Regions from separate parts of the Mus musculus genome. Here regions 2, 3, 4, 5 and 6 are each linked to region 1. Evidence: chromatin loops called from intact Hi-C (ENCODE). Cell type or tissue: heart. All regions are shown on one strand.

Evidence for each region. A loop is a pair of places that touch in the nucleus more often than their neighbours do. Peaks named below come from ENCODE experiments on the same cell type or tissue, not always from the same donor. Only the 100,000 strongest peaks of a DNase experiment are listed, where the experiment ranks them.
Region 2: it touches region 1 in a loop (8-fold over the local background); 21 of 42 quality-filtered maps call a loop at or near these places.
Region 3: it touches region 1 in a loop (4-fold over the local background); 10 of 42 quality-filtered maps call a loop at or near these places.
Region 4: it touches region 1 in a loop (4-fold over the local background); 13 of 42 quality-filtered maps call a loop at or near these places.
Region 5: a loop joins it to region 1, with 4 times the contacts of the local background. A loop is called at or near these places in 10 of 42 quality-filtered maps.
Region 6: a loop joins it to region 1, with 7 times the contacts of the local background. A loop is called at or near these places in 10 of 42 quality-filtered maps.

The regions. Positions count from the first base shown.
Region 1 is chr11:49,651,206-49,655,205 of GRCm38, forward strand. Flt4 (FMS-like tyrosine kinase 4) reads left to right here. Exons shown (of 30, transcript NM_008029.3): 30 at 1-1,534. Among named protein-coding and RNA genes, the nearest start is that of Scgb3a1, 10 kb to the right of the region's middle. In heart, a CTCF peak has its summit at 1,739 (motif pointing right); DNase peaks (open chromatin) are centred at 1,756 and 2,066; H3K4me3 peaks cover 554 bases; H3K27ac peaks cover 2,167 bases.
Region 2 is chr11:49,867,852-49,871,851 of GRCm38, forward strand. It overlaps Mapk9 (mitogen-activated protein kinase 9), which reads left to right. Exons shown (of 12, transcript NM_207692.2): 5 at 1,321-1,459. Among named protein-coding and RNA genes, the nearest start is that of Mapk9, 23 kb to the left of the region's middle. In heart, a CTCF peak has its summit at 2,175 (motif pointing left); no DNase peak of the experiment used is centred here.
Region 3 is chr11:49,726,385-49,730,384 of GRCm38, forward strand. It overlaps Gm36411 (a long non-coding RNA gene), which reads left to right. Exons shown (of 4, transcript XR_879826.3): 4 at 1-1,266. Among named protein-coding and RNA genes, the nearest start is that of Gm36411, 15 kb to the left of the region's middle. In heart, a CTCF peak has its summit at 1,668 (motif pointing right); no DNase peak of the experiment used is centred here.
Region 4 is chr11:49,953,633-49,957,632 of GRCm38, forward strand. Rasgef1c (RasGEF domain family, member 1C) reads left to right here. Exons shown (of 14, transcript NM_029004.1): 2 at 3,402-3,584; 3 at 3,731-3,853. The coding sequence starts at 3,408. Among named protein-coding and RNA genes, the nearest start is that of Rasgef1c, 54 kb to the left of the region's middle. In heart, a CTCF peak has its summit at 2,430 (motif pointing left); no DNase peak of the experiment used is centred here; H3K27me3 peaks cover 2,787 bases.
Region 5 is chr11:49,710,297-49,714,296 of GRCm38, forward strand. It overlaps Cnot6 (CCR4-NOT transcription complex, subunit 6), which reads right to left and starts at 2,426. Exons shown (of 12, transcript NM_212484.2): 1 at 2,058-2,426. It overlaps Gm36411 (a long non-coding RNA gene), which reads left to right and starts at 3,176. Exons shown (of 4, transcript XR_879826.3): 1 at 3,176-4,000. In heart, a CTCF peak has its summit at 2,012; DNase peaks (open chromatin) are centred at 1,945, 2,495 and 3,465; H3K4me3 peaks cover 3,004 bases; H3K27ac peaks cover 2,791 bases.
Region 6 is chr11:49,842,807-49,846,806 of GRCm38, forward strand. Mapk9 (mitogen-activated protein kinase 9) reads left to right here and starts at 3,945. Exons shown (of 12, transcript NM_207692.2): 1 at 3,945-4,000. Gm36507 (a long non-coding RNA gene) reads right to left here and starts at 3,491. Exons shown (of 4, transcript XR_003949545.1): 1 at 3,409-3,491. In heart, CTCF peaks have their summits at 2,369 (motif pointing left) and 3,768; DNase peaks (open chromatin) are centred at 2,355 and 3,885; H3K4me3 peaks cover 1,240 bases; H3K27ac peaks cover 1,222 bases.

The DNA.
Region 1 (4,000 bases):
ACTACAGCCTCCATATCCAGGAAGAGTCAAACTCAGACAACGAGGGCTCCCTTGAACTCTGTACCGCTCCTGTACCCTTCCCTGGGCAGCCACCCTCACCCGCACATTCGATTGCCTTGTAGCTCAGCCTCCACAGATGCTGGCCCTGGAATAAGCACTCTGGCAGAGAATTCTTCTCCAGCACCTATTTTCATCGCTCTGGTGGGCGACAGGGTTCTCATAAGGAATACATATGTCTGAGAGTCACACGATGAATCAAGAAAGAGTTAGACCAGAGCCACCATGTCCTGGCCCCAAACCATCCTCTCCACACACACAGTCCCTCTACTTCCAACTGCTTCCTGCTTCCTTCTCCTGGCCCCGGAGGGCTGAAGAAAGATATTTTCTATCTCAAAGTCACAGAGGAGGAGTGGAGGAGGGGGAGGACTCCTCTGAGCATCTATCTAGCTCGTGGGTAGCTGTCTGTACACAATGACTAATCACAATGAGGCAACGCCTCTGCCCCTGAGTGTTGAGAAGAACCGTTTTTTTGTTTGTGTGTGTGTGTGTGTGTTGGTTTTTTTTTTTTTAATCAGAAGATCGGGCGCTGTTGTAAAGAATTTACTCATCAAAAGATCATCTGGAAAAGAAGCCCAATCAATAACTGTTCTAGATCCTAGTCCCCAATAACTGAAGGGCGGACATGACACAACATGCCAGTCACCACAGCTCTTCCCCCGCCCCCTCTCTCGAAGGCTCCCAGGCTCCACCGGCCTGGTCTAGAACCTAAGACACCAGCTGCTGTTCTGATCCCCCCTCACTGTGGGTCTTTCCTCTAGAGCCTGGATCTGATTGTCTGTGGATTCTGTCAAGGAAAGCTTCAGGGGCTGGTACAGAGGACCACATGGCTGGGGGCCACTCAGCCATCACCCCGTGTCCCCTTGGGGGCCCCTGCCTTCAGCTTACCCTATACTTTTACCTGACTTTAACACCTAAACAAATCAAACCTCTGTCCTGAACGATCCCTCCAGCCCAGCTCCTGCTGCCCCCCCCCCCCACCTCCGTCATGGCCAGAAGAAACCTTCATGAAGATTAGCCCTGATGATCCCTAGCCCCATCCCAAAAAGAACGCTTGCAGGACAGGCGACCATACAGCAAGCAGGGGCTTGCTCAGCAGACCCTCCCCACTAAGTGCATTGTTCTCCTATGATATGTTGAACCGCATGTATGACTGTAGTCCTCTTTGTCCCTGTGGAGCCCCCACCCCTATTCCTCCACATCTAACCTGTCTGTGGGATTGAGTGTCAAGCTCACCACTAGGAAGTAGAGACTGTTCTCTCAGAGGACCGAAGGCTGCAAATGGGGCTGCAGAGCCCTTCTCAAACCCTCCCTTACGTATCACCTGTCTGTGTCACCTCTCCTGACTTGTAACTACACACATACGAAATGTACTGGGGAAGAAAACGTGCTCTGCCCTTTTTGGCAGTGTTCTGAAATGAGCTAAGATATTTAACGAAAGATAATAATAAATTTGATGCCAGTCTTTGAGTTATAATGAATAGATTCTAAGTAAGCTGTCTCGAATTCTGACCTTAACCTTACAGCTCACAAAGCTTCTGGGCTCAAAGAAAACATGCTGTGGTCGTCGTGTCCCGTCCCCCCACCCCCACCCCCGCCCCCCACCCTCCGGGCAATCTGCTGCAGAGCCCAAGTCCCCATCTAACTCAGCTCACAATCCCCAAAACTGCCAGCAGGGGGCGCGGAAGAGACATCGGGATACCTGTTAATCTACTGAGTCTGTCTGCGCCAGCTTATTCCAAACACGCTCTCCTAATATTTGCTTTATAAAGTAAAGCGATGCCCTCTTGTCTCCCAACAAAGCCACACGATCACAAGCGGTGGTAGACACGGGAGCTCAGCTCCAGGCAAGTCCTCTGTACCAATTCTCTATGTCCTTTTCCAATAACATCGTGGAAGCAGGGCTAGTTACACCCCTGAGGTTGTCTCGAGGTCAGACTGTCCCAGGGGCCCAGGAGGGAAAGCCGCGATGGCCACTGGGAGACAGCAGCCCTGTCAGCTGGACAGACTGGAGGTGGACCTAAGCGCCCACGAACAGTCAGGCAGCATAGTCTATGGTCCATTCGCCCCAAGAGAACAGAAAAGAGCCCAACAAAGGCCCGCGAGAAGGTCACCACTTTGTTGGGCCAGCTGTACATTTTGGACCTGCCCCGTGATGCCTGTTGTCCCTCAAGTTTTCGACATTCTGGTGGGGAAGAGCCCCTCCCCGCAGAGGCAGCTGCCAGTGGTTGGGGGTGTCATCTTGTCTTGGCTTCTCTAATAAATCTAAATTTGAATAGAACAAAAATTCACATGAAATACAAACATCTTGACACTTAATGCTGTGTTAAGTGGCCACAGAATCAGTCCCAGGGCAGAAGCCTGTCCCCCGGCCCTGGATCTCCTCTCTCACTAACCGAAGAGCCATGACCAGGCTGGACTGTGAATTGCGCAAGACAGATAGCAGAAAGCAGTGGCCAGATGAGGTTCCCTGAAGCTGGGCAATCCTGGATGGATCCATGACCATCAGACCCTCAGTGTCTCTCCATTACTTGCCACCTAGAGAGCATTGGAGAAACCTGTGGTGTTGGGAGTAACCATATCATGGCTCCTGTCCCCACAAAATCATGCCCACAGTGGCACTAGCATGTCCCCCTCCCTGACTTTCCATTTTTGTTACATCTTGACATCAGCCTGCTAGAGGATGCCACTCACATTCAATATTAGATCCTTTGGGGGAAAACCTTCATAGAACCTACAGAGGTGTGTCTTACTAATGTCATGTTGTAGGCATTTTTCAGTCCAGTCAAGTTGATTAAATTATCCATCACATACGCATTCAACTCTTAGATACCTGCAATGGGCTCAACCATTGTGACCCCTCAAGACCCTTATCACAAGGGGATGGTGTGAGGGCAGAGCCTTTGGGAAGGAATCAGGCCAGAAGGAGTGGTGCCCTCAAGAATGGGGTTTTCCCCTTATTTGAAGAACCAAGTGCCTTAGTTCCTTTCACTGTGGGAAGTCACAATGACAAAGGCCACTTATAAAAGAAGCATTTACTTTGTGGCTCACAGTTCTGCAGAGTTAGAGTTCGTGCCCATCATAGTGAGGAGGATGGCAGCAGGCAGGCAAGGCTGTGAAGCAGCAGCTTAGAGCTTACATCTGATCCACAAATAAGAGACAGAGAGGCTAGGGGGTGAGGAATAACCAGACATTGTATGGGCCTTTGAAACCTTAAAGCCTGCCCCCAGGGACACACCTCCAACAAAGCCACATCTCCTAGTCCTTCCCAAACAGTTCCACTGGCTGCAGACTCAGCATCCAAATGTAAGAGCCTACCACACCAAGGGAGAGAAAGTTAGATCGCCCAGACTGAGAAGGAGTTCCTTCACCCTCTTCCCACCGTATGAAAACATGCCCACAAATCAGACCGTGAGCCCTCATCAGACACAAAACCGTCCCTGCTTCTTGACCTTGGACTTTTCAGCCTGCAGAATCGCAAGTAGTGGATGAATGTAGCGTTTAAGCCAACCCTGTGGTCATTTGTTACACAAAGCCTCACTGAGTCACCACCCTCCTATCCTACCCATCAGAGTAAGGGGGTCCTCTCTCCCCATAACAACCCTTCAAGCAATCACAGAGAGACCTCTGGGGGTTGCCAGCCATTGAGAGTAACAGAGGGCCTTGCAGGGAGCGGGGTGGGGGGCTGACTTTGAAGCTTGGGGTTGAAACAGACATCAGCAGGACCTGTGGTCCTCCTGTTACACAAAACCAGGAGGCTCCTGCAGCTAAGGGATCTGTCTGTCAATGTCTCTGACTGAGGGAAATCTAAAGTTAGGTGATTGCTGTCACCAATGCAGAGGTGGTGTCTTGCTTCCCTGTCCTGGACTGAATCCATCAGAGACACGGGTGCAGGGGGATGCAAGATCCTCTGCTTTTCAGTTAGAGCTGGACCAGTTTGCCA
Region 2 (4,000 bases), 220 kb after region 1:
CTTGAGATTAGACACCAACACTGTCTGAGGGTGAGGCCTAGCATCTGCCGATGCTAGATGTGAGAGAGAAATTGAAAGCCACACATAAAGGCTTTTGGCTGAGATATGGAGAACTATGAGAGGACCAGACTTGGGGTGCTAAGTAGCTAGACTCACAAGTAGTTTTAGACATGAATTCAGAGACACTATTGACTGTCCAAGTGGAACAGTGAAGTGGGTAGAGAGGAAAGAACCTGGTGTTCAGGAGGGGCCTGGATTAAAGGAATGGAAGAATAATCTATAAATGGTCCTTCAAGGCACAGCAACCTGGATAGCACCAAGACAGGAACAGTGAGAGGAGAGCCAGGATCTGACTCCAGCCGCTCCAACAAAAGGAAGCAATTAGGCACAGAAAGCAGCCAAGTTCTTAGCACTGGCCTTTGGGTCTCTGCAGATGTGGAAGTCATCAGTTTGGGCAGACACTAGGCATATGCTGAGTCAGAATGTCATGACAAGCAGTGGAGGGGAGTTAGAGATGATGTGTCTAAGCACCTCTGTGGGCTTGGGGTGGGGCTATTATGCTGCTGGTGGACCGTGAGCTTGAAAGTTGTATGGTCAGCCTTAAAAGACAGATTTCACCTAGGGGATGGTAGCACATACCTTTAATCCCAGCACTCAGGAGGCAGAGGAGAGGGATCTCAGAGTCTGTGGCCAGCTTGGTCTACAGAGAGTTCCAGGACAGCCAGGGCTACCCAGAGAAACCCTGTCCTGTCTGAAAAAGCCAAAAAAAAAAAAAAAAAACACCAAAAATCACCAGAAAAAAAAAAAAGGTTTCATTTTTTATAGCAGTCCAAATACATAACCAACCTGTTCGGAAAGTTCAGAGTTCCATTTACCCGCTGTATAAACCCTCTACATTAGCAGCCCTGCCAGAATCATGTATTGTTAAAGAGCAAGAATCTACAGCAGCATGGTATAGATGTTGAAAGGATGATCTAACAAAAGATAGATAGGTGGACAGACAGACAGACACATGGGTTAATAAAAGTAGAAAAGTTTGTACGAGATTGTTTCCATGGTTAAAAAAAAGTTCTGTTTATAATTTGAAAGGCAGAAAAACAATGAGTAAGTTAGTTGTTTGTATATTCTTTGGGTAATTTTACAGACTCCTATTATATATTTGATTCTTTTCAAGCTACTTTATTAAAAGTGCTTTTACTTCCAGCATGCAGTGTTAATACCCCGTCGGTACTGCTTCATAATGATTGTGAGCTAAGACTCATGAAGGAATGTTTAAAAATATTACTAATGAGTGTGGTTGGTCTCTTTTTGAATACTCAGGTACTTGGTAATGGAACTAATGGATGCTAACTTATGTCAGGTTATTCATATGGAACTGGACCATGAGAGAATGTCCTACCTTCTCTACCAGATGCTCTGTGGCATCAAGCATCTGCATTCAGCTGGTATCATTCATAGAGTGAGTAATCACATAACTGTATTTTTAAAAGGACCATTTGGTCGTCAGTCATCTAGTTACAAAAGAACTTAATGTTTTTATGTATGAGTGTTTGTGTGGTGTATGTGCACATGTGTGAGTGCACACTTATTCATGTGTGTTTAAAGGCCACGAGGTCAGTTTTGGCCTTATTTCCTGAACCTGGAGGGAGGCTGGTGGTCTCCTGACTCCGCCTCTCCGACACCCCCAGCACTGGTTTCCAGTTCCATGTGTAAGCACCCTGGCCTTTCACATGGCCGCCGGGGGTTTGAGTTCAGTTCCTGGTGCTTGTGCTCACTCCCTGATCCATCCCCACCCTAAGAACGTCTTTTTCTTCTTTTTAAAGTTTGGTACTTTGAGAGTCCAGGTTAAGCCGTGGAGTCATACTGTGTACAAAACACTGTTCAGATCAGCTTTTCCCCTCAGCCACTGTAAACACAGAGGTAGGGGGCCACCCTACTGCAGAACAATCTTGGTTTTCTGGTTTAGCCTTCCAGTTTGTAGTAACTTTTTTTTTCTATGTAGCCCCAGCTGTCCTGGCACTCACTCTGTAGACCAGGCTGGCCTCAAACTCAGTGATCCTCCTGCCTCTGTTGCCAAAGGCCTGTGCTGGCTTCCCTTCCCTTGTGCACCCCCATAACCAGGTTTTTCAAAGTGTAGCCTTTGCTGCCACCAAGTGGTCATTCCAAGCAATAGACCTTCTGATGGTAAAGTTCACTTTTAAATAGTAACTAAGATTCCTAATGAATCATTCTATTTCTAAAAATTCCCCCAGACCTCCAAATAACTGAGGCCACTTTTTAGTTTTATTTAGGACACTGAATTTTCCATCAACAATATGATGCTTATTTTCTTCCCTCATGCAGAAGGCTTTTTAAAAGTGTATTTATTTTTATTTTATGTATGGATGTTTTGTCTGCATTTATGTCTGTGTACCACATGCATGAATGGAGGCCAGGAAAAGGCATCAGATCCCTTGGAACTAGAGTTCCAGATAGTTGTAAGCCACCGTGTGAGTGTTGGGACCTGAAACAAGGTCCTCTGGAAGAGCGGCCAGTGCCCTTAACCACCGAGCCATCTCTCCACCCTCGCCCCTCTTCCTGTAGGCATTCTTATTGTCTCTTAACTGTTGCTTTTTGTGTGGTGCTGAGATGGAGCCTCAGATGCTGCTCATAGGAGGCAATGCTTTACTACTGAGCTATGGCCGTCAGCCTTACAATACACGTTTAATGAAATGTATGCTTTATGATAACTTCCCAGATTTACAAGCTGTATTGATTTTTGAGGGGACTGTTTTCCCTTACTTGGAGCCGGAGGTGAGGGCAGGAGAATGCCCCTACTTCCTGGAAACTTCATGAGACTATGGCGTGTACTTGCCTTTTGTGGAATGTTTGGTCCTTTAGCCTACAAGCAGGTGAGACAGAGCCCAAAGTAGTGTATGTTTTGCTTAGCACAGTGTTTAGAATCCATGATGATCTGAGACAATGTTGTGTGTCCACCTTGCTCCCTGCCTAGCTCCCTGTCTTACCGGTTCCTTCTGGATCCCTTGTACACTCTTACCTCACACACTCACATCTGCGACTGCTTGGGAAAGGTATGAACGTTGTCATTGAGATGTTCCAAACAACCCTCAGGTACATCAAACTGGATGACAGGCCTCTGTGAGTGAGGAACCCAAGTGAGCCTCCGCATGGCAGTGTATGGTCCCCTTTAAATAGGGCCTCACATAGAGAAACATACCTTCACTTTTGCTGTTAATGCAATTTGTCACGCCTGTCATGGAGAACTCAGGATGAGAAGGGTCATCAGTTCAAGGTCAGCTTGCGCCATATAGCAAGACTCTTGTCTCCAAGAAACAAAATGGCTTCACAATAAATAAAACTTTTAATTATTTGAAAGTTTTAGAGTGAAACAGGACAAAAGGTAAAGTTTTGTCCCTCGCCCTTACCACTTTTACTTTATATAAATTCACAAAATTGGGGAAAATGAAAACCTCTCTCAGCCCTGCAGCCACTTGGAGACGCCCACAGTAGCAGGCTGCCGAGCTCCTTCCAGCTTTGCACAGGTGCTTCAGTGCTCACCTGCGCCAGTGCCAGCCAGCCCGCCTGCCCAGTGTCTGTCCTTCACAGTTTCAAAGTCGGACTCCTCTCAACAGAACCAAATCAGCAAATGGGTTGATTTGCATTTGTATTCATCAAGGATCACATGGTTGCATAAATAGTTATGAAGCCTGCATTCCCTCTTCTTTCTCCTATTTCTGTCTCCTTTTGAAGCAAACTTTGAATTTAGTTTTTGTTATTTAGAATTTGTTATTGTTGTTTGTTTTGGTTTTGGTTTTTGCCTTTTTTATGTGGCGACAGGGATGAAGGCAGAGCCTTGTGCATCCTAGGCCAGCACTCCATCACTGGGCTGTGTCACCAGCCTGACTTTCCGTTCTCTTAATGAATTACTCTAGTGCTCGTTTCTGTGTCTCAGGGCAGTGTGTTTAGAGCTCTTTGACCTTTTTCAGTTTGTGACATAAGA
Region 3 (4,000 bases), 75 kb after region 1:
CATAAATAACCTAGCATGACTGCAGACATAGGTCTGTAAGGCCGGAGCTGAAGGAGGGAGAGTCAGGAAGATTGCTCAGGCCTGCTCCCTGCCAGCCTGGCTCCAGGTTCAGTGTGAGAGACCCTGTCTTGGGGGATATGGCAGAGTGTGATAGAACGGACACTCGGTATCCTCTTCTGGTCTCCACATGTATCCACAGCACACACATGCATCATACACACACATAAACACACAGAGGAAAAAACCAGAATCAACTTACATGCAGTTCTGTACATAGTGTAACATGAATACAAAGAAATATGGAGCAGATTAACTGCTTAACGTATTTGCGATGAGTCTCAGAACCAACAGGAGAGAGAAATTAAGGCGCAGACATCTTTTAGCTAAACAAAGCACTCAGCGTCACTTCTCATCTCCCCATGGATTCTAATTAGCTTTCCTTGACATTTATTCTCCCACTTCCGGAACTGTCCCCGTGACTGTGAAGGTCATAGCTTTGAGTCTCCTTTTCTTGGCTTGCCTTTTTCAGGAAGCTGGTTTCCCTCGAGTGTTAATGGCTGGCTCTCTTCCTCCTGTTCTTATTTACGTGGAAGAAAGGAGCAGGATGTTGGGGTAGGACTTTTTGACTGACGATGTCATCACGACACAGACAGGGATTACAGACACCCTTCTCCCAAGCTGGCACTGCTGGTCATTGCCAGGAAGCTGGGAAGGATGCCAGAATACACCCGGGGTTGGAGGTCTCGAGCACCTCCAAGGATACTGCCATAGCCCTATTTGCCCACTCCCCATTACTGTGGGATACTTTACCTGCTGGCATCCCCTCCCCCTTATGTCAGGGGACCCTAGGACCTTTATACCTGGGCTTTCATTTCTGTAAGGTTTTGAGGAAACAGCAGAAAGCCAATGCACACAGCTAAGTCAGTTGATACTTGAGAGTTCGTTTCTAACCTCCAGATATTTCTCTTCTTTCTTGCCCATGCTTGTTAAATGTACATGTGTGCAAAAGTCATCCCTCCATAGAGATTCTGGACAGGTTACATGCCACCCCTCAAGATACCCAACCCCAAGAATGCTCCAAACTTTTAATAAAATGACATCTAACTTCACATATGTGTATACATTTACTCATGCCTATGACACCATAGATTTTAAGTTATCTCTAGACTGTTTACAATACCCAATACATTGTCGTTGCTGTGTAACTGATTGCTGTAGTGTGTTATTTAGAGAATAATGACAATAAAAATAAGGCTTGGAGCACTATTCAGAGTCCATCTCTGGTCCCAGTCACTCCCTGTCCTGATGGCATCTCCCAATCTCCATCTATAGTGAGTACACTAATTTTTTGCTTAGGAAGGCAAAAATCCACATGCATATGAGTGGTCCTAACAGCCTCACCACCAGTTCACAAAGGCTGCCTGCATGGTCTTATTGATCAGCCAGATTTCTAAGCCATTGGCACAGACAACAGAGCTGGGATTCAGTTCTCCTCAGCATCTCAGATGTGGGAATTTTTTAGAGATGTCATCTGCGCTGTTTGAGTCTTGCCTTCCCCATTAATAAGATGAAGGTGAGAATCTCTTCTGCAGAAGTGTTAGGAATATTTGAAGAGATAACGCTGGGTCCAAGAAGGGGAACTCGCCCTTTAGGAAGGTGTTGTAACTTCCCTGAGTGCCACCAGGTGGAGCTATTAGCATCTTTGACTAAGCACCACAAGGCAGCTGCTGCTTCTGCTTCTTATCTGTCTTGTTTTAAAATGATGACTCCCCTCAGGAAGACAGAATCTGAGTCTTTGGTGTCAAAGCCATGCACACTTTAAAGATTATCAAATGATAACTGAGTGTTTTCAGGGCCCAGCCTGACACTTTGATACATGGTTTCAATGGGGAATGATTAAAGCAAGATAATTATGAAATCTATCACCTCACATGCTTATGATCTTTTTAAAACTGGAAACATTTAAAAGCTGCTCCTTTAGCAATTTTGAAATTTGTAATGCATTATTATTTATCCTTGTCATGATTTTATGCAACAGAGTATGCATATTTTATCAAGTGTTGCTACTCCATGCTATAACAAACTTCTCTTTGTGCATTGATTGTCTCAGTGACAGAACACTAACATGCTATGTCTATGCCTGTACCTCCTACCAGATGCCTGCATTTGCATCTGCCTGGTTCCTCTGCAACACTGCCACTGGGTGTCCTTAGGCTTCCAGAGTTCTAAAGGCCTACATGTAACTCAAATAGTTACACACACACACACACACACACACACACACCTGGGCTCTTCAAACTTCTGCAGAGACCACTGCAAGTACCAGCACATTCTGAACATGTGTTGAAAGTAGTGAGCATGAGGTTGTTGAGGGCGGGGGCCTCAGGAAAAGGGACTGAGGCGATGGGAGACACTTGGAGTTCAAGATAGGCAATGTTTCATATTGGTGTACTTGGTGATATAAAAACTCTTGGGTTTGTGTGCTCTGTCTGTGTTCTTCCATGAAGTTACCAGAGCCTGTGGCAAGTCACCCACTGTTACCTCCCACTCACCATCCCGAATGGAAAGGAGCTCATGCCTTCTCTCTGCTGCCCTATCCATCTGCTGCTGAGGTTCTATCAGTGGACCACATGCTGTATCCGGCATGTTCAACCTGCTTGTGAATAAGGCCACTTCAAAACATCAAAAGGTTAGACATACCTACTTCTGGTCCCCTCGGCTAGAGCCTTAGGCACTCCCCTTTCTTGTCTCCCAAGTACGGTGGATGCTGCTCCCCGAACACATCCACTTCTCCTCATCATCACTCAACTGAAGCGATGTCCCGGGACCAATTCTTGATTCCTTCAACTCGAAGGAGTCAGAAGTCAGAGGGATGATCTCCCAGGGCAGCTATGCTATGACACGCTTTCATGTCTAGCGGTGGCTTCCTTTTGCTTTGAGGACACAACTCAAACTTGTCACCAGCCCCTCAGCACATGAGATGTGGGGCAGCCTCTCCTGTTCCTTCCTGGGCCACTTGCCATGCCCCAGACACCAGCCTAGACACCAGCCTCCTAGCTTTCCTCCTCTGTCCCAGCCATGCCAGCCCTCTTCAGCTCCAGACATTCCTAAGTGCATTGGAGCACACTTGCTCTGTACCCAAGGCAGGGCTTGCCTATTCTAAGAAATATTGAGGTCTACATTAAGGATAAGGCCAACCCTAGATTTAAAATATTCAAAAATTTTGTCTGTACCCAACATACACAGAATATTTTCTTGTCCCTGTTTCATAAACAATACAATATAATACAATACAATACAATATAATACAATACAATATAATACAATACAATAATTGTTTATGGGGTCAGAAAGATGGCACAGCAGGTAAAGGTGCTTGTTGCCAGAACTAATGACCAGAGTTCAATCCCTGGGACCCACATGATAGGAGAGAACTGACTTCCACAGGTTGTCCTCTGACCTCTGTACATATGCCACAATGCATGTATAATCACTCATATATATATATATACACTCTCATATACAAATAAATGAAATGTAATTTTTAAAACATAAAACATGATATTGTGTTAGATATAAGTCACATAGAGATCATATAAGGGATATGAGGTCATGCATACATTATATGTAAACACTGCACTATTTTATAGGAGGAGATTTGTGGGTGAGGATCTAATTCATAGTGCAAAATGGACCAAGAGAGGCCAATGTGAGCTCAAACCCAAGACGAGAGGCGCTCAGATGCAGTAGGAGCTGGGCTGTGGGCTCGGGGTCAGCACCTGTACATTCTTGGAGGAAGGTCTTGTTTGGAATTCTAGAGTTTATCCTCTAGGACCTCAATGGCCAAGTGTATCTCCATCATCACAGACACCAGCATCGTGATGGTGAGTCTGGTCATTCCCCAGGATATCTGCCTCTCTCCTGTGACCAGCAGGTCCATGCAACAAGGTCAGCAGATGCCATTTTCTTCAGAATGGCTGGGGCTATGTCCTGGAATTCA
Region 4 (4,000 bases), 300 kb after region 1:
GATGCCTCTAGCTCCAGCCACCATGACTTCTCTGCCCATGACCAAATGAACCCTTTCTCCCATAAGCTGTGTTTCTCAGGGTATTTAATCACAGCGATGATCCAAGTAACGTATACCTGGTCTCACTCTAGTTAGGGTCTTGATGCTCCTCCAGAAGCCCGTGCATCAAAACTTGGTGAAAAGTGGTGAACCTTTAAGAGGCAGAACGTAGTGAGAGCTTTTCGGATCACTGAGGCCATGCCCTCGAAGAGGACTATGGTGGCTGAGTTCTTGCCCTTCATCTCTTTCACTTACCAGCTAAGGCCAGTGAGGTGGTGTTTCTTTTGCTTTGCTTTGCTTTGCTTTGCTTTGCTTTGCTTTGTTTTGTTTTTTCCTACTAAGTGCCCTATCATGGTGCCGCCTCCACTGGCCCGAAGCAATGAGACCAGCCGGTCACTGACCAAAAAGAAGCTTGAGAACAGTAAGCCGAAATAAACTGTTTATCTTGATGCATTGACTATCTTAGGAATTTGTTACAGCACTAGTGAAGCCTGCTGACGCATGCCACCAAAAAGGCCAAGAGAGAAATTCAGACAGTTCGAGGGAGGGAAGGAGGGAGGAAGGGAGGGGAGGAGAGAAAGAGAGCAGGAGGGAGAGTGCAGGGACCCCTGGAGACCAAAAGAGAGCATGGAATTCCTTCCAGCCGGAGTTACAGGAGAAGCACACGCTCTGTCTCTCTCTATCTCCCCAGGCCAGCTTTTGTCTTTTTTCTAACTGGCCTCTGCCCCTAACTCAGCGTCCTCAGTACTTCTCCATGCTGAAAGACATAGCGGGATTGTCTCCTCCTTTTAAGTAGAATACGATTTCTTCACACATATCTAGTCTTGTTTATGTAGTCATCCACTGACGGACATTTAGGCTGCTTCGCCGCCGACTTTAAGAAATTACTCCTAGACACACAAACAGTGAATAAGATGGTCTTAAAAGTTAAATTAACAAAATATTTTAGGCAAAAGATGAAACAAACCCTGGCCTGCTTCTGAGATGTAGTGCTAATGACAAGCACCCAGAACGGGGCAGCGTGGGGGCTACGCTGTTTTATGTGTAATAAAGAAACGGGAAAATAAATGCTCATACTGCATTTGTGTGAAGAAGCTATTGGGTGACAGATAAGAGACTGATCCAACAGTCATTCATACTTACAGGAAAGGACATGGGTGCCTGGCCTGGGGCCTCCGTGTGCTTCCTGGAAAGATGTGTGTCTCCACACATGAACGCTTGCTTGATGTGCTCATCTGTGCTCACCCTCATCCACCACTTTGTCACTTAGGACCTGAGGCACCTGGCCCCAGACATCCAAGCACACTCTTTCACAATCACCCCACCTTCCCCTTGTTGGTCCCATGACAGGCTTGCTTTTCCACAGTCTCATTCCTTCCCTCAGTCCTCAAGTCAGTGACCTCCCCATGCTCCTACTTGGCAGCCCGTCCCCTCTCAGGTCACCTCTGTAGGACATCCCTTCAGCTCATAGCATAAGCTTAGGGATCTAGCCACCCACCCCTAAGGACCCGGCATCAAGTGCCTAGGGCTGAGCCAAGCCTAGGGATGTTCTGAGAGGTTCCTTGATTGACTTGTGAATTGTCCCTCTGTGATTCTCCCACCACCTGGCAGACCACTGTCCTTCCCCACAGAGGGTTTCAGTGTCACCTCCACGCTGTCACTGGCCAATCTGGGAGAAAATTGGACTGGAATCCAGGATGGGCTGCATAGTGAAGAGGTGGGAGGCATTACACAGGAGAGGGGAACTTTGGAAAGCACATATTTTGGCATGTGAAGTTAGAACCAGGTGCTGAGCCCCAGGCATGAGACAGAGCTAGCACCTGCTGTCTCCAGAGATGGCCACCCTCTCCACTGAAAGCCTTCAGGATCCCCCTCCACACCCCCCCATCTTCATCTGCACCGGCTTCCCCACACAGATGAGCAAGAGGTGGTCTGTGAAATTTGTGTTTTCAGAACTGAAAATTGAGTGTTGGAGATTGCTAGGGAGGTAAAATTAAGCTGTGACTGTCACCAAGGTCAGGGCTGTCCAGGTTGCCATCCACACGGACTGACTAAGCACTCGCTAATTCTGTAACCCCATCCCAGCACCTCCCACACCACAGACTGTGGACAGCCCTCTGGAGAAGTCCCCCTCATCTCTGAGTGGGCTCCGGCCTCCTGTCTTTCTGTCTCTAGGTAAGGGTCACTGGAGGACAGAAAAGGCAGGCAAAGCCAGAGTCTTTCAGGGGGTGAGCCCATAAGATTCTGTGTTTGAGAAAATGGGGTGACCTGACTGTCTAGGCTGGAATTCGTTCAACATCCACAGACCTACAGGCATGTGTGGAAGAAATGGCATGAAGCACGGGCTCTCTGTTAAAATGCGCATACGCCCTCTGCTGGCCAGGCCATGGAAGAGCTCAGCATTGGTCTAGAGAAGGCCTACATAGGGAGAACACTGAAATGCCCACAGAGGGTCCTTAGCTACACCACCAACTGACAGAAGCCCCAAGGCCTACAATAGGGCTCACAGTGGCTCATCACCCACTGATGCCCACTAGGGGTCAGATGTGAATTTGGAGCTACTCTGTAGGCTAATGCACGAGGACCATAATAAGTTAAAGGCCTGCCTAGACTACAGAGAACATACAAAGCCAACTTGGGTAACTTAGCAAGACCCTGCTTCAAAATGAAATAGCAAAGCGAGCTGGGATGTTGGCTCAGCCATAGAGGCCACAGGTATTGTGCACAGGCAGTCAACCCCTCCAAAAGGAGTATGCCTGCTTTCCTAGCTCCTCACAATGCTGAGATGAACCAACAATGTCGAGTTTACATTCTCCAGTCTAGTCAATGGGACCTCAGGGGAACAATAGCTTCCAAGTGTCAAGGAAGCTCTGGGATTGTTCCTGAACCCCTAATCTGGATCAGGTTCAATCCTGAGTTTTTTGTGGCCAGTAGCTGGGGCAAGATGGTGGCTATTAAGGACTTGGACAAACAACTTTTCCTGCCCTTGGTAGCTCACCTCTAGAGTGCAGGCAGCGAGCGGAAAACTCTGAAGCAGGGGGATTACTGTGAGTTGCAGGCCAGCCTGAATTATAAAGATAGAGAGAAGTGGAGGGGTAACCAACTATTAAGGGTGTGTTTTCCGGGGAGAGATGGTTCCGGAGAAACAGTAAAGAAGAGATTATTCCTGGGAGAAGAACTGGGGAGGCTATAAGAAAATGGAGAATGGGTGTTGGGCTGTGAAGTGGGGGACACTGGCAGCCTCTCACGATGTGATCACTGAACAAAAGTGTGGACAGTCAGAGGCATAGTTCTCCAGCCTAGAACCCAGAGAATCAGTGGGCTCCCACTTAGTTACCCCCAACTGTTTCTTGCCATTGCAGGCAGGCATGCCCCGGACACTGACTGCCTCCGACATGGTCACCCCAGGCAGCCTCAGCCCGCCTCCCACAGAATCCACAGAAGGAGAGCAGGCCGGGCAGCCCCTCCTGGACGGAGCTCCATCCTCAGCCTCTTTGGACACCCTGATCCAACACCTCGTGCCCACAGCCGATTACTATCCCGAGGTGGGTGAGCCGCCGCCTGGCATGGGGAAGGGGCAGGAGAGCACGGCACAGGTGACAGGGCTGGGAATGGCCTCCTGCCTGGGAGTCGGGTCAGGCTGATGACACATCCTCTGTGCGCTGATGAGTTTGTGTGGTATCCTCACCAGAAAGCCTACATCTTCACCTTCCTGCTGAGCTCTCGTCTCTTCATCGAGCCCCGAGAGCTCCTGGCTCGGGTGTGTCACCTGTGCATAGAGCAGCAACAGCTGGACAAGCCGGTGCTGGACAAGGTGAGGACCTGGGCAGGGCGCGGCTCTGACCTCACAGCGTCAGCTTTTGAGGGAGGCAGTGGTTACTCCATCCTCTGGAAAAGGCACCTATTAAGCTTCTAACTTAACTGAGGCCCAGAACCTGCAAGAATAGGCCACCCTTACCCC
Region 5 (4,000 bases), 59 kb after region 1:
CACATGGTGGCTCACAACCATCTGTAATGGGATCTGATCACCTTCTTCTGGTGTGTCTGAAGACAACTACAGTGTACTTACATGTAACAAATAAATCTTTTTTTAAAAAAATTAACAGATCTTTCTTCTCCACAGTGATAAGACAAGCAAGCTTGAGCTTCCTAGCCAGTGGACCTTGTCAGAGGAGAGGGCTGCATGTGTGCTGGAAATATTGACCCCTCACCACACAAGGACCAAAGGATACTCCAAGCATTTCTTCCAGTATGTCTTACTTATACTGTCTTTCTAGGCTGTATTGAATGAAAACTTAAGCATGGTGCTGGACACCTTTAACCTCAGCACTCCAGAGGCACAAACAGGAGGATCTCTGAGTTCAAGGCCAGCCCATTCTACAAAGAAAGATTCAGGCTAACAGGGACTGTATTTTAAGATGTCTTTTTTTTTTTTTTTTTTTTTTTTTTGTAAAGTTAACATGGGTTCAGTCAAATGTTTAAACATTAACCAAAATACTAGTTAAAACTACATGCATAGTAGGCAAATTCCTATAATGCCTTTATTTGTAGTCAGGACCAAGTTCTGTATATCAGCGTCTATGTCTGTTCAAAAAAAAAAAAAAAGCCTGAAATTTCCCAGCAACCATAATACATCTCAACTTATACAAGGATTCTCTTTCAAGAATATTCCAGTCACACTAGAAAATGTCTGCCACATACATTTTTGTCCACGTTAGCAAGCACCTGTGCACCTGTGAAATGGCTACCTGACCTACTTTAATATCTACCTGATAAAAATACCCGCTTCCTTCTCCAAACCCCAAATACTTAACAACTATATCACCCTTAACGTCTGCTTTATGACTACCCTCCTAACTCTAACATCCTGATCCAGTCTCTTCATTCTAGGCTTGGTTCCTCAGAGCCAGGTCAGAGAATTTGACTAGACCACTGGCTCCACGTAATTTTAATTCTAAAATGTATTCTTCAAAGCGCCAACTTCAAAAGACTGGCAGCAATTACAAAAAGCAAAATACGCCTTCACAATCTTTTGACCAGCCTACAGAACGGTTGCGGGATGGTGAAAATTTCTAGTGTGGGAAAGACAGTGCTATTACACACCGAATTGTTTTTTCATTTATTCTCCAAAGTTAAAATTCCAAGCAGAGGCAGAGAAGAATTTAGACCTAGTAGTCAATCAGGCAATCTACCTGTAAAACAGGTTTACCTGTACTCAAATTCTAGCAGATTATTTAAACACAGTAACAAGATGGCCTGTGCACAATGTTGTCACTTGCAGAAACAGTTAAAAGTAAAGAATTACAGTTGCTTATGAGCAGTCTCTGAAGACCGTTGTCAGGGTAGAAAGAGTCAAGGCGGGGGGGGGGGGGGGGGGGAAGGGGGGGTCACCAAAGTAAATAACCACTGTCTTTGAAACTAGGTTAAACTAGGGAAATTTTCTTCCAGAAATTAGTACTTGAGTCCTGAGTCCAATAATCTCTTCAGCTGATAATCACTTCTTTGGCCACGTAATCCGCCCCGCCCCTACCAATATCTGCGTTAAACGGACTTTAAAATACTTTAGGAGAAAAAGGGTGAGCATTAAGTCAATCCACGGAGTGCCAAGTTCCACGCCGCACAGTGCACACCCCCCCCCCCCCAGCACAGCCACTTCTCCAAAGTTGCCACCGGTTTGTCCCTAGTCCCGGCACCCCAGCTCCTCTCTTGAGGTGCGTGACCGGCCGGAGGCGGGGGTCCGAGAAGCCAGGGTTCACGCCACCGCCCTCTGTACGCCACCGCACTGCCGTCAATCAACACTCCCACCCCCCACCCCCAACCCAGGCCGAGCCCCGGGACTCCGCGCGGGGGGCGCGGCCAGGGGACCGACGGGATGGCGATCGCTGTGTGTGAAGGAGGGGGACGGACAGACGTCACTCCGAGAACTCCTAAGTTGTGCGCGAGTGCGCGCTCGGGGTCCCCGCCGGGGCGCGACCCCTGGGGGGGGATGGGGGAGCGCAGGCAGCAGAGCCTCGGCGGGACGTCGCTCGGGCCCGTCGCGCTCACCTCTCGAGCTGCGCCGCCTTCCTCCGCCGCTGCCGCCGCCTCCTCCCGATGAGTGCAGCGGGGTCTGCCCTGTGGAACCACCATACCAGTCCCGCCCGCTGCTGCAGCGCCTCCGCCGCCGCTCTTTGTTCCCCCTCCTCGGCCGCCGCTCCTCAGCCGCCCGCCTCGGCCGCCCCGGACCCCACGAGCCGCCGCTACGCTCTGCCGCCCTCTCGGACCCCGGCCTCGCCCTCCTCGCCGCGCCGGCCGCCGCCTTCGCCTCCGCGCCGTCGACGCCGCCGCCACCGACGCCGACGCCTCCTCTTCCGCGCCCCCCTCGTTTTCATTGAAAGCAAACAAGCATCATGGCGGCGGCCGCCGTCCCCCTCCCACCCCAGCCAGCGAACGCCCCGCTCACCGCCGCCTCTCCAACATCCCGGCTTCTCATTGGCTGACGCTGCTGGGCGCGACTATCCCGCGTCGTGCGGGGGTGGACTCTTGGCAGCCCGACGCTTTAGCCCCGTCCGCGTTCCCCCCGGTCTCGGAGCAGTGAGCCGGCCCGGCGCGCTCCTGCCCGCCCTCCCAGCCTCTCTTCCCGCTCTCTCTGCGCCTTTCCTTCTCCGCGCCTTCTGTCTCCTCCTCTCCTAAAGCTGTTTCTCCGCGGTTTAGTTGCTCTTTTTCTTTCTCGTCCACTTTTATCTCCACTTTACCCTTGATTTTTTTTTCCTCCTCTTGATTCATTTTGCTTTTTCCTTGGCCTGTCAATCACTTGGGAGCACAGATTAAATTCTCAGACGTTTAACCCTATCCAGTGTCTTGATCTTCCGAGAAAGAAAACTTACACTCTTCAATAGTCAACTAATTGTTCCTGCCCTAACTATGCAGGAAAAAAATAATTAATAGGCAGGGTTTGTTTGTTTTTTAAATTATGGGGTCCTAATTTAAGTAACGAACTATAGCTGCATTCGAGGGCTAACATAGTCTACTCAGGACATGTGGTTTCAGGTAAACCGGAAAAGGAATGGGCTGATTAATGATACTTACATCAGGAAAAAGTACTTGGCTGGTATTCAGGACACAGGGATTAATCAAGCTCCACCTTGTCGAGTCAGCGTCATGGTGTACGGGCAAGAGTAACGCCCAACAGGCTTCAAATACACTGGCGATATAGACTGACAGGAATTGTGTGAAGGAAAATAGCTACCCCGACCTCCGTGGCAGATCAGCCCAGAACTGAGCGTGAAATGGCTTCCAGGAACTAACAAGAAAAAAAAAAATGCCTCTCAAGGAAGCCCATCTTTCGTTCCAGGATGTGGGACTTGCATGGCTGTTGCCTAAGGCAGAAGAGAACTAGGCGAGCAAAGCAGCGAGGGACAAAAGCCTTTCCAAGAACCAGATGTTCTGTTCAAGGCAGTTTGTGTTTGCCTGGCCCCAGCATTGCCTTGAGATCATCATTGCCTGCTATTTGCCAGGATAGCAGTGTCAGTCTAAGCTTCTAGTGCCATGAGACGCTGGAAAAGTTAAGGCAATGGAGACACCCATCATACACGAGGAAATGACAGGCGCAGACGAGCTACCTGAAGATACTCTTAAGCCCTGACCTACTCAGGCTGTTCAGTGCCTATTTCACACAAAGGGTACAACTAGGCGGAGGGGCCAGGGGTGTAGACATCCTGCTGGCCTGTTCCCTTTCCAGTGCTGTGCCCTGGGAACCTGTGCTCCAGCCTAGAGAAGAGGGTTTCTTTGTGTAATTCATCTTCCCAAGGGCAGCTGCACTTTTTGACAGTGACTGTATGCCTCCAGAGGAGCCTAGTTGTGTAACAAAAACCTTAGCCTCATTAAGCAACAACTCCATTATAATCCTGGAATCAGATGCTTAGGTAGACAGTTCTACTCGTCCCACTTGTGTCCTTTCATGCCAGTGCCTCACAGAGGTGGAAGAATGTTGGATATCTGGCACCTCT
Region 6 (4,000 bases), 190 kb after region 1:
GGGTTCAGAGACTCACTCCATCCTGGCAGGGAGGACGGATAGGGAGGAGCAGGGCAGTGCACATCACAGCTGTTAGGAAGCAGAGAGAGGGAACGCCCACACTGTGGCTTACCCTGCCTTTCCTCATTTACTCCATGGGGCCCCAACCTATTTAGTAGCATGCACACTCAGGGTGGGTGCTCTCCCCTTAGCTAGTCTCTGGCAACAGCTCCAGAGCCCCAGAGCCACATCTGGATGTGCATTTTACCAACTTCCCACTCAGGTCTCAATCTCTTGACATTCATGATAGAAATGAACCATTACTGTAGGCAAGTGCTCTACTACTGAGCTAAGTCCTTGATCCTGGCTCTCTTTATAAAGTGGCCTGCCTCTGATATTTCATGTAAACACACACACACACACACACACACAGAGAGAGAGAGAGAGAGAGAGAGAGAGAGAGAGAGAGAGAGAGAAACACAGAGAGAGACAGAGAGACAGACAATACTTGTCCCCATTGGTTTATGTCCAGTTGTTTTCCTCTACAGAACACATTGGATTCTTCAGTTAGATTCCTCAGCAGTGGTAGCAGTAGGGGAGAAGAGAAGAAATGTTTGAAAAGAGTAGAAACGGAGAACAGGGAGACAGAGCAGCATCCCCAACAGGCAAGAATTGCTGTCTTTACTACTTCCTACAGAATTAGGCCCAGAGGAGCTAATCCCTTGCCCAAGGGAGTATTGCTGATAAGTAGAATTCAATTGGAACACAGACCAAGGAAGAGCTTGCATAGAAGCAGGCCTCTGACAAATTCTTGTTATCCTAGCACCCCAAGCCCAGGACTCATGCCTCCTGATGCTTGCGTGGTATGTACAGTGGACTTTCAGCTCAATCCAAAATTGCTGTACTATTTTGCAAAATATACCCACCAGCCGAGCATGAGTTCCACCTGCTTCATGTCACCGTCAACACTTGATATTAAGTTTTAGTGCATGATTCCTACTGGTTATGTAGTGATAGCTCATTGCAGATTGATTTATATCCCCCTACAGTCTTGAAGCAATTTAAAAATCAATTCTTTCCTCTTGGCACCTGCTACCATAGATAGCCCCAACCCATGCTTCAGTTTCTCAAAATGGCCTTTGCTGTAGCTCTCAACTGGTCTTGTCGTCTTAGCCCGCCATTCTTCAAATCTTACAAGTCTTAGTGAGCTTTCTAAAATGCACGTTGAATCACATCACTTAGCTCCTTGCTTACCACCCGTAACGGCTGCCCTTTACCTTACAGCCAGATTTCCAGCCTATCATGCTGCAAAGACAGATAGGTAAGGGCCACAGGAAGAATAGGGTGAAGGAAAACTGGGGCTTTACCTGTAGGGGTATCTTCCACCCAGTTTCTCAGGACCACAGCCCTTTGTGAAGAGAACCCAACAATGGAGTTGTTGCTTTTGTTTTGGAATCCCTTTCAGTTTTAAATGATGAAGAGGTGGCACAAAAGCAACCATTTACCCATTTGTCTAAATAAGGCAGAGCAATAAACAAGGCGGCCTATGTGCCCATCAGCCCATGGTCACCAACGCCACTCTGTCCCCAAAGGCCGCATCACTCCAATCTCCTTACCTACCACTCCTGCCAGTACAGGTGGCTGTGGTTCTGTGGACACAGCACACATGCCCCTCCCCGTTCTGAGTCCCTCCTCCTTCTGAGCACTTGGCCCAAATGTGTTTCAAAGTCTCAGACCCAGCCCTTTGCTTTGTTTTCCAGCCTCGGTAAGAACTTCCTTCTGCCAAAAGTTCTTCCACTGTTCCTCCCAGCCCGGCCACTGTGACCAGGCGTCAGTGTCCATGTATGGAGCCCACGACACAACACACTGTTGGCGGGATCTTTGCACTTAGAGGCTTCGCCCAGGATTCTGTGCACTCATTCAAAGCACGGACTCCCGCCATTCCACCCCACCCTGTCATTTCACCTCAGTATGTTCACCATTATTTTGAAAAAAAAAAGAACAAAGAGCAGCGTCTGTAGAAAAAAACAGAATCTGAATGGGAAACTTACTGGGTAAACATACCCATGATGATTTGTGGTTACTTACTTTGCATTGAGTTGGCTATAACACCAGTCTTGGATGTCTAGGGATTCTAATCTGAGGGGAAGCACTCATTAGTGTTCTTCAGGGAAACTGCAACAATGGTAGCCAGGCTGTGCTGGTTTTTAATAATGCCAACTGCTGGCTCTGTTTTCTTTGGAGCTTCTAAAGCAGTGACGGGAAGAGCCGAGGTGAGGACAGGTGTGGACAGAAGCTCACAAAAAGAACCTTTCTCAAAGCAGCACACTCAGGAACTAGGAGAATTTTGAGCAGGAATAAACCATACTCCCCCTGGTGGCCAGCATGGGGGTGGCCAAAGGAGGACTCTGCTAGTTGGGCTTGGTCAACTCGATTTAGTCCTATCTGGGAAGAGAGACTTTTAACTGAGACAATGCCTCCCTAAGATTGGTCTGTAATAAAGTTTGTGGGGACATTTTCTTCACAAATGATTGATGTGGGAGGGCCTAGCACACTGGAGGCAGTTCCATCCCTGACCTAGTGAGCTGCGTTCCCCCACTTCCTCTGCTTTGGTTCCTGCCTTGAGTTTCCTACTTCCTTTAACGATGGAGTGTGACCTCAGAGTTCTAATCCAAAATAAACCCTCTCCTCCCCGAAGTGCTTTCTGGTCATTGTGCCTTGTCACACCAATATAAAAGCAGAATAGGACAGAGACACTGTGATTGTCTGGATCCCCTTCTCGACCCTACTGCTCCTCTGAGCCTCCACCACCCTAGTTCAGTGCTTGAAACCAGAGTCACAGCTCTCTTCAAATTCTGCGGAGATTCATGGGGCCTCCTAGTCTCTTGATCTTCCTATACGCAGAGTCCTTCTCCCTGGCTCCTCCTTGGCATCTTGTGACTACAGCTCTACCACCATAGACACCACTTGTCAACTACTGTCTCCATTTTTCCAATCCCTTATTGACCAGTCCTCAGCCTAACCTGTTCGTAGCTTCCCTCAGTGTGTTCAACGTCCCTGTCTCACTTGCAGCCTCTCTATCAAAACACAGAGTAGTCAGAATCCCAAATTCTGAGTTTTCCAAACATCTGATTCACCTCAGACCTTCTGGAACCTACTTGAGAGCCAGAGGTCTGCAGAAGCGTCAACAAAAGCAGCAGTGTTAAAGACCCACTGTCTAGAAGCCCTTCAGCACTGGACGGACACCCTCCTCACCCCTCTACACCAAAGCAGAAACTTGTCTCTTATAAGAGGCCTCTTTAGGCTATACCCGTCACTGACTCATCAGGGTCATGGTCACCGTCTCCCCAACCCCCACCTTCTGGACATCTGGCCGCACCCCTGTTATGATCCCATTCAGTGTGGCATCTGCCTTAGTGAAAAACAAACCCCAAGGCCCCGCGGCTTGTCCTGGTTCTTCCTCCGGGGCCGTTGTACTCCAGGTTCCCAGGCTTCAAGTCCTTGATCATGCCCAGAACTCTTGTCTAACCCGGCTGTCTTTAGTCCTTTTCCAAGTCGCCTCTCCATTTGCACCTGCTACAACCGAGGCCTGACAATGGCTCCTACACTGTAGTCGCAAAGTCACGCCTCGCCCCTCCCCGGCTCTGGCTCCCCTTGGCCCACCCTCTCCGGCGCATGCGGGTCTCCTGGCCCTGGAGGGCGGGCTCAGGAGACGGTCCTAGCTTGACCTGGATCCCTAACTCTGTGCACACTGGCGGACGCTCTTCCAGCAAGCAGACGGTCAGACGGCGAGCCGCCTAGGGGGCGCCACTCTGCACTAGGGCATCCAGAGCGCGCCACTGGCCCCGCCCACACCCAGCCTCCAGCCACGCCCGTACTGCCCAGCCTTGCCCACCCCCAGTCTCAATTGGTCCCGCCTGTCTGGATATCCTAGTTCTGATTGGCTGGCCTAAGAATCCGTCAGACTGAGCGCCGCGGCGGCGGCGGCGGCGGTGGCAGCAGCGGAGCAGAAGGGAACCGG